Linked DNA regions of Mus musculus: region 2 is linked to region 1. The links are chromatin contacts, found by Hi-C or POLR2A ChIA-PET in ENCODE. All regions are on one chromosome and are shown on one strand. The core of a region is the stretch at or near the end of the contact, and the rest is flanking DNA. Distances in the headings are between cores, read along the strand shown.

Region 1 (4,752 bases), core at 1,108-3,607:
ATATCCATTACCTTCCCATGTTTCCCTGACCTGTCCAGTTTGATTAAATGCCATGCTATACTACCACACAGGAAAGAAGAGTCCTTTTAAGCTATGCCCATTACCTTTGAATGTTTTCCTGCCCTTTCTCATTTGATTAATTTTATGACAGACAGCAATCTATGACAAAGAGACATACTTTTGCTTGACTTCCTCTGCACCCCGGACCACCGACTGCAGGCTGCTGACATCCATCTGCACGATGCTGACTTCGGCGGAGGGGTGAGAGGCCAGCAGGGTATCTCGAACAGCTCTTGCTTTGCTCAGGTTCCTACACGCCAAACACAGGTGGAGGTCATCGTCTTCTGCCAGCAGTCGACCGCAAAGGGCTAGCCCAATGCCACTGAAGGGAGAATTCAGGCACAAGCATGAGCTCATTGAAATGGTGTTAAATGAAGGCAGTTCTCTCTGGTTCAGAAACTTGACAGTGTCAATATGAGCTCCAATGAGAAATCCAAGCAGATAGAAAATACCCAAACATTATGTGAAGAAGGAATCTCCCGATTAGCCATGTTGATAAGCAACATCCAGTTGTTCCCCTCTAATATGGTTCAATGACACAGTGAGTGAGGGTTGGAGCACCTGTTAGGGTGTGATTTAATATATCTCTAGCAAATACTTTAAGGGGGGCCGTATTAGTTGTTTACCGTGTCCCCATTTTCTTGTGGTGCCTTGGTCCCGCAAAGGCAAGGGTTCTCACCACTTCTTGGTACTGTTGCTATTAGGAAAACTGTAAATCGCAGTAAGTGAACCAACCGGTGAGGTTTTGGTTTGGGTTTTTGTTTTTTGGGGTTTTTTTTTTGCTTTGTTTTGTTTTGTTTTCAGGAGAATACACAGTAGCACAGCTTGAAGTTAAATCCCTGTCAACTACTAAGTCACAGCAGAATAGCCAAGAGTTTAAAAAAAAAAAAAGCCCTCAATACAAGTAGACAGAAAGCAGAATCAGCAAGCAGATAGAGCCGAAGACAAAGAAGCAGGAAAGAGCAGAGCTAGGAGGCTTCAGATGCACTGGGTCACAAAGAGTGATATGAAGGTCGCAGCAGATGGGGCCCACTGCTGGTAGCGAGGCCATTCTGGGTAACAGTAAGTTCTCATGCAGACTGCCAGCAAAGGGAGCTCCAAAGTGAGTCTGGAATCCACAGAATCTGGCGGCCCTGCCAGCAAAGTACCAAGCAGATACCGGCCTATTCATCCTTACTTTAAATACCAACTTTAGTATAAGTTGCACACACCACAGTATATCAAAATCACACCAATTCAGGTCTGACTTCTACAGGCACTTTCCACTCGAGAACGGCCAAAACCCAGCTGACCTAAAGGAGAGCGCACACTAACAAAAAGCCCAAGACAGACCCCTCCACTGGTTTAGTTAATATAGATGTGATTGGGTCACTGAAACAGGCTTAAGTGGCATTTAACAAATCCTGTATTAATTCCTCAAAAAATAGCAATGTAACCAATTGGGGGTAGGAGGGGAGTTGGTTGGGTCCATCCTCCACACATTCTTCATCAACAAATGATAAGTAGGTCAAGGGTCAAATGGGCAAGCCTGGAATAACTTTGCTGGCATCTGCATCAGGATAAGCCTTAGTTGCTAGACTGGTCGTTCTGTAGGTTCCTGGAAAGAGTATATGAAAACATGCTGCAGGAGTGAAATTTCCTCATTGTCCTAAAGTTCATGGATGCTGACATTTAAACACCCCGAGTGTTTAGGTTTAAAGTGAACTGTGGGCACCTACAATTAACTACTCTCGGAGACTGACGGTCCCTAGAGAACAACTGTCCAGCATCACTGCCAGGCTGACCAGTCACTGGCGGTTTAGCTTTCCTTTCCACTGTCATGTTTAATTCAAAGCGCCAGCCACCGAGCACCGAGCACCAAGCGAGGCAGGCATGACCACACCTCTTGGAAAGCCAGGGAACGGGGTCTCTGCGGACCCCATCGAAGTGAATCACCGACCTGCGCTTCCCCCCGCATAGACTCCGGGGTTCCATAGGAGGTCTCACCTGCTCGCCCCGGTGATCAAAACCACCTTCCGCATCTTCCACGCCCTGCACCGAAGTAGAACTGCACCGGGGTTCTCTTAGCCTGAACCTTGATCCGTGACCACGCGCACCTCGACCAATCAAGGCTCGGCCCGGCTCCACCTCTCCTGCGTCATCCGGTCCGCGCGTTAGGCCCGCCAATCGCGACTCGGCATCTTCTCTCCACGCCCAGACCGGGTGAGGTGAGATAGGCCGAGGGGCGGAGCCACGTGACACAAGGGTCCTATAGCCAATCCAGGCAGTCGCCGCCCCCAGTCTGCGGCGGGGGCTTTGTTCTGAGTGAAGCAAGCGGGCGGCAGAGCTGGAGGTTTCACAAGGCTGCTGGGAGAGGCTTCGGTGCAGGAACCCAAGTCCAAGTTTGCTTCTTAGGATGTGTAAAGCATGGTCTTTAAGAAAGAGAACCTGGATTTCATTGAATTGTATTTATGTCGAATCACGAGTAAGTTAGCAATTTCAAGCTCTGAATGTGGAATGAAACCAGAGAATCTCAGAACGCTAAAGGAATGCGTACTGTCATCTCCTTCAGACCTCTCAGGTCGCTGTAATGAGCTTTATTTTCTCACTCTCTCTGCCTCTCTCTCTCTCTCTCTCTCTCTCTCTCGCTCGCTCGCTCTTTTTTTTTTTTTTTTTTTGTCTCCAAGCCATCCCAGATGAGTACTTTGGAGGGAGCAGAACTAGGTAATCAGGGAGGGGCAAATGCATACATTAAAACTCCCTTTTTTTATTAAGTTCAATTCGCATAAAAATACCCTGCGCAGCTGTTATAATCGTTATCCCAGCTTTCGCTACTTACAGATGATTAATATTGAGTGAAAGGACTAATACTCATATGATTGAACAAACTATTCCTCTTTCAGAGCTGTAATTACTAGGGATAGCCGTGATCCTAAATGATAACGTCTTTTCTGGGCTTTAATCTATATGTTTTGATTAATGATACCAACAAACTGCTAAAACTTAAGAAAACTGGTTGATCATTTCAACTGTTCTTAAAAGACAGTAACTTAACAAATTTTCTAAAGCCTTGAAGTGGAAAAAAAAAAAAATCCCTGATCTTGAGATTCCATACCCAAATGATCCTTTTTAAACCCTGGAGTTCAGAAGTGGCAGCAAAAGAACAGAGAAAACTGTGTGGCTCTCCCAAAGAAAGCTCACTTTTTAAAAAGAAATTGGAGAGCCTGGTGGGTGGGTTGGGTGGCAGACAGGTGTGTCCACACTGCACCCTAGGGTAGCATGAAAATGGCCCACCAGAAAACTGTAAACTTAATTAACATATTATGACGTTTATTTTGAGTTGTTTTTTTTTTTTTAAGTTCTCTTGTGCAATTATTAGCATGAACTCTGTGCATGAAAGCAACATCAGGAGTCTGCCTGGGTCCGAGAGGAGTTCAGCCTTACTACAGCCTCAGATGAGAACAGGAGTGGGACCAGCTCTGAGTTAGATGAAACCCAGAAGACTTCAGAGAAAGTCCTCTATCACTTCCAGCCCAGCCCAGTAAGGGAAACTGGGACTCTTCCTCCTTTTGTTCTACTCAAGTTGCTGCTTCCAAGGCTCTGTGACCGACAAGGGATGGACTGGACTATTAATCTAAAATGTTTAATTTTTAAAGTCATTTGTCATAGAGAGTCACAACCCCGAGCAATGAAAATATTTTTTAATTCATAGGTGAGTGTTGGGTTTTGGTTTGGTTTTGTTTTGTTTTTACCTCACTCCAAACTACTCATCTTGGGTTTGTGTTGTCCTGGGGTTCTTCAGTTGGGTACCAGAACAGTCTGGTGCACAGTGAGTGAAGCTATCACTGGCAAGCCTTGGCATGAGTTGAGCAGGTGTAGTTAACTCAACATTAATTGTGCTCCTTGTAATAAATCCATCTCTACCCTAAAGTCAGACCGTGATCGCTTTTCCTTTTAGGGGACAGTAGGTAAGGATGAGAGACATATCTTTTGCTCTGAGTACAAAGTTCTATTCTTGGTTCTTAGAAACATTCACAGAATAGACGGCCTCTAATTTGCAAACGGGACTAATGAATAACTTCCAGTTGGGGCTGTGTAGTTTCTCATGTTCATATTTTTCAATGCTCTTCCCTTAAAAAAAAATGCATTCAGTCTGGCTCAAAACTAACTGAGAGTTTTACCCAGTTCATTGGTGGTAAATGGTCATGTGTTACCCTGTGTAGGATCCAAGGACTCTAGAAGAGAAGGACTTACAGATGTGTGGTCACTTCTTTTTCAAATAGGAAGTAAATATAAAACTCTGAACGGAAAATAGTTTTCTTGTTCTCTGCAACTTAACCAGACCCATGCAAGTTGCTAATGAAAAACTGAATAGACAAAATTTCCATCCTCAATAATGACCTACATAATGAAACATGTGGATAACTTGTCTGTGTTGTTTGTGTATGTGTGTGCATAGATGCAAGCCATCACTCATATCTGCCATTAAGCCTCGGCAGTATGTGTTGGCAGCAGAATTAGATCTCTGAACATCCCTAGTCCCCTTGTTTCTTTTTGTTCCATCCCAGTTCCACCGCTCAGGTATATTCCTGGTCTTCGGTCCTGAAAGCCTGGACATTGCAGAGATAGGAAGTGCACTCATGAATACTGTTTATTCTTTGAGAATTCATGCCCATTCTCTTTTCTACTAGGACACCTGCTGGGAGAAGTGTG
Region 2 (4,752 bases), core at 1,618-4,117, 210 kb after region 1:
GTAATCAACGGGGACAAATCAATCACGGTCGAAATGAACTCCTCCAACCAGAGGGGGACCCAAAGGTGAGGGAGCCAGGACTCCGAGCTTGGACACTTTCTAGGCTGTTACAAGGTATTTCAGCTGGGTGGTGCTGATGCTTGCCTTTAATCCCAGCACTCAGGAGGCAAAGACAGACACATCTCTGAGTTCAATGCCAGCCTGATCTACAGAGAGAGTTCCAGGACAGCCAGGGCTACACAGAGAAACCGTCTCAAAAAACCAAAAGAAAAAAAAAAATTCAGTTGACATCTAGGTTTCAAGAGTTATATCACTTTTTTTTTTCTTTTTTCTTTTTTTTTTTTTTTTTTTGGTTTTTCGAGGCAGGGTTTCTCTTTATAGCCCTAGCTGTCCTGGAGCTCACTTTGTAGACCAAGCTGGCCTCGAACTCAGAAATCCACCTGCCTCTGCCTCCCGAGTGCTGGGATTAAAGGCTTGTTATATCACTTTTTAAAAAAGCATTTAATAAGAACATGTACAAAATTCTCAAAAAATAAGACAGTAGGGAGAGGTAGATTTGTATTATTTTCCAAGGAATGATTCCCGGGGTCTCATGTTCAGCACTGTTTTTGTGAGCACTGGAGGAAGCATGTTGTAGTCAGATCACTAGGGACACATGCAACCAAAGAAGTCCCCCTAGTTTGTGGTTCCTTGCTCCAGTTGTCCCCTGCCCATCATTTGACACTGTGCAAATAATTTCACTTCCCTGGTGTATGTATTTCCTCATGAAGACGACCCGGCCTTTTTCATATATCCTGAAGATTAAAAAGCAAAGAGGCCTCTTCTACTAAAAGTACACGCACACATACTATGGTAAATATTAGGTAGAACTGTTCCTTTAAAAGTCATTCAAAGCTGGGCAGAGGAGGCTCACTCCGCTAATCCCAGCACTGAAGAGGTAGACAAATCTCTGTGAGTTCCCGGCCAGGGTGGTCTGGGCAGAGGCAGAGGCTGAGGCTGGTGGATCTCTGAGTTTGAGGCCTGATTGATCTACAGAATGAGTTTTAGGGCAGCCAGAGCTACACAGAGAAACCCTGTCTCAGAAAAAGGAGAAAGAGAGAGAGAGCGCAACCTAGCTAGCTAGCTCATTCAGTAAGTACTGGGTAGTACTTTGGGTGCTTGGAGAAAAACATACTCATGCAAATAAAACAACTCATTGTAAACTTTGATATCTGGTCCCAGAACACCAGCAATCCACAAATCTTATTACCAAAATCAAATCTGTCCATTTATGTGTTGTGTAACATTCATAATAAATACGGTTATATTTACCTGACACAGCGATAACCATAGTACTGCATCTCCTACTCATTTTTCTTGAGAGCTGTGTGTGTGTAACTAAATTCAAATGGTATACAGCAATAGAGAAGAGAATTAAAAAGACGTGGATTTTTATACTAAGAACAAAAGTCTGCACTAGAAATTATGACTAAATTTGGTGTGTGCCTACAACCTAACACACCTGGATCAACATACCCAACAAACCATTATCAAACATGCCTTTATTAGAATTTAAATGCCACATTAAGGACGTCCAGTATTTCCCAATTCCACCCCCACCTCTGCTGCTATATGTCCTCAGGGTGGGTTAGTAAATCGCTTTGGGGGGTGGGGGTGGGGTGGGGGGGACACATGGAGCCAGGCAGTGGCGGTACATATCTTTAAGGTAAATGGATCTCTGAATTCTGGGCCAGCCAGGTCTACAGAGTGAGTTCCAACAACCAAAGCTACACAGAGAAACCCTGTCTCGGAAACAAACAAACAAACAAACGAAACAGGAAAAAAGAGGGGAGGGGAGGGGCTGGGGTGGGGGTGGGGAGGAATGGTACTGAGACTGACTTGAGTCCTAACCACTAACTAACAGGACAGACTATGAAGTCTTTTCCCTCAGCCAAGTGAGTCAACTAATAACGAAATGGATAAATGCTTTTGGTTTGCTGCAAACTCTTGGATCCAAGCCCAGTGAACTTCACCTCCAAGTCCTTAAACTTGTGCCTCTCATAAATGCATGATCATTACCATCGGATATCAGATCTCATAGTATGCCGATGAAGGCCAGTCAGCCTTCACACCAAACTTTTAAAAAATCTTCTAGAGCATATGTGTGCTCTCAGCCTCACCGTTCCTCCAGTCCAACTGAGGGGAAAACCCTGAAATCTGAACCTCTCTCACTATCAGTATCAAGCGAAGGCAAGCGGGTCCTGTGCTAGTCACATCCCCCATTGGGATCCACTGTCCTGGTCGGAACTATCAATTCTTACCCTCGTGGGTTCAAAACACCCCAACGCGCTTTCCCAACAGTAACAGCGATCACTTATTCCCACCGGTGAACCCCAGAAGTGGCACAACTATGCCCGGGCCCTAGCCTGAAACCCTCCTGGCTCCTCTTCCCCCAACTCAAAAACAGCGCTGACAAGCGCCGGGAACTCCATCATCACCCAAGCCTCCTCCCTCAGGTCTCCCCCAAGACCCTCCGCGCGCGCATCCCCGCCCCGCCGCGACACAGCCCACGCCTCTCCGGAGCTCCGAGCAGCGGACGCCGAGCAAGGTGCGGCAACGCGTAGCCGGGTCCCCGCGCTAGGCATGGGAGCGCGCGCGTGAAGGGGGTCCCTACCTCCCTCGACAATCCCGCGGCTCCTTCGGCTCGGCTACTCGCCCGTGTCCCGCGCCCGCCTGGAATATATACTGTCATCCGAGGGGCCGGGGCGGCGGGGCGGGCCACGAGCAGCGGCCGAGGGGAGCGCGGGCCCCGGCCACCCGGCCCCTCCCGCCGCGGTGAGTGGCTGCGGCCCAGGGGCGGAGCGGAAGCCTGCCGGCCCGACACGTCAGCGACCGAGAACAGCCAAAGGGGCGGGCACCGGCGACAGGAAGGAGGAGCCTCTTTACGTCACTCAGACTCTTGCCCAATAGGATGGCCAAGGATCCTGTCAGTCTGTGGTACCGCCCCCCACGCACTAGCAGGGGCGGGGCCGGCTACGCGCGCGGCTTCGCGGGGAGGTGAGGCCAGGCGCCACCTTAAGGACAAACTGCAGGGCGGGTCCTCTCGGTCACCCGGGGCGGATCAGAGCGCCTGGTAGGGAGCGCGGCGCTGGCAGTGAGTCTTCAAGTGACGGATTTCCGAACGCCCACGGGTGTGGTTGGGAAAGACCCGCCGGTTTCTAGGCAGAGATCCCTCCAAGGCAGGCCTGTGACCTTAAGCTAGCTGATTTTGTCTCTAATTCTCCACATACCTGTTTGCCAGTGACCCGGGCTTCCTCTGCCATTGTCTTCGGAGTCTCTTGGGTGTCGACACAGCCGGGTTGCCTTTTGCACAGCGACTAGTGAACGAAATGCAATCAAAAGGGATTAGATGACCCGAGGCCATGCAAAATGTGCCAGTCAGGGAGAACCGGCCCAGAGAGCAAGAACTTAGCTAGGAGAGGAGAGCTAAAATTCAACTGTCCTGTTACAGCATAGGCAGCAGATGTGCATGTGCAGGCTATAATCTCAGTGTTATGAAGTTGCATTTATATTTAGAGCTATTATGTTGGGTTTTTGCAGGTTTTGAAACGAGAGTCCAATTTGTTGAGATGTCAAAAGCAACTAAATTTAACATATCAGGATGTTTTCCATCAGGTGGATAGGCTTCCTCATTTTACATTTTCAGTGTTTTCTTAGTCATTCTTGCGTATTCATTTTTAATCCAGACTTTACTATCAATTTATGTCATTTAGAAATATCATTTAACAAGGGGTATCATTTGTAAATAAAAACGTAGTTGCCCATCTGTTAAGGCACCTTTGTGGCTTTGAGAGATTAGATGGATAAACAGCTTGGTGGAACAGGATCAAGGAAGGACATGATATATTATTAGCAGTATTTGCTTGGCCTTAGCCTTGCATGCTCTCTGGAATCCTGTCAGAACGCCACGTCGCCTGAGAAGCTGTAAATGGCACCCACAGTGCTGTTGATAGTGGTAGGTGTGCCTTCCTGGAGCAAGACTAACAACACGGGTGTGTTCTCTAGTTTTCATACTTCCAGCTTGGAAAGTACCGAGTCTTAAGTGAAGAATTCAGAGCCTGCCCACAATGGGGTTGCCCAGAATCTCTTGACCTTCTTTATGTGTGCAAGTCCCTGGGGTAGAAGCATTCTCTTAGAAAGAAATTGGCGGCTACAGCAGTCAATAAAGAGCATATTGTCCAAAACGTATTTATTTATTGAGTTATTCTACAGTAGAACTTACAATAGACTCTACAGGGGAATCAAGAGTCTATTTCTTCAAGGGATTCCAATACAATGAGAGAGGCAGGGGAGAGACGTGCTCCTTCTTCCTAAGGGACGGCCGTGAGTGCAGCAGCAAAGGCTCAGATGAGCATTAGAGCTCAGAGAAAGCAGAGGCCTTAGCTTCAGAAAGGAGTGAGGGACCACCCAACACTTCTGAAGGCTGCCCTTTAGTTCTCTGCCTCCAAGGCTTTTGTTTTATATATATATATATATATATATACACACACACACACACACACACACTTGGAAATTTGAAGTGCCAAAAGGGAGTACCTGCCAAAAGGTACAGATTCTTAGTGGTGTGAGCTCAACTCAGTTTAAAAAAATAAATGGGTAACAGTTTTGTCTATTAGCTGGATAGGTGGACGGGTGAATGGGCGGACAGATACTTAGATGGGTATTATGAGACCTGGAAAGAAATGATCACCAACACTGAGAAATACACAAAAC

What was found. A loop is a pair of places that touch in the nucleus more often than their neighbours do. ChIA-PET counts read pairs that join two places held with the same protein, here RNA polymerase II (POLR2A).
Region 2: a map of v-Abl transformed pro-B cells shows a loop between it and region 1 (2.1-fold over the local background). The contact joins the promoter of Uap1 here to the promoter of 3110045C21Rik in region 1. A Hi-C loop is called at or near these places in 2 of 37 maps with a recorded cell type or tissue (T-helper 2 cell and v-Abl transformed pro-B cells). POLR2A ChIA-PET finds 5 or more read pairs at or near these places in 3 of 5 experiments (Patski and embryonic stem cell).

The regions. Positions count from the first base shown.
Region 1 is chr1:169,967,052-169,971,803 of GRCm38, forward strand. 3110045C21Rik (RIKEN cDNA 3110045C21 gene) reads left to right here and starts at 2,358. Exons shown (of 3, transcript NR_040438.1): 1 at 2,358-2,524; 2 at 3,399-3,751; 3 at 4,731-4,752. Hsd17b7 (hydroxysteroid (17-beta) dehydrogenase 7) reads right to left here and starts at 2,154. Exons shown (of 9, transcript NM_010476.3): 1 at 2,047-2,154; 2 at 179-382. The coding sequence starts at 2,081.
Region 2 is chr1:170,172,097-170,176,848 of GRCm38, forward strand. Uap1 (UDP-N-acetylglucosamine pyrophosphorylase 1) reads right to left here and starts at 2,868. Exons shown (of 11, transcript NM_001305045.1): 1 at 2,654-2,868.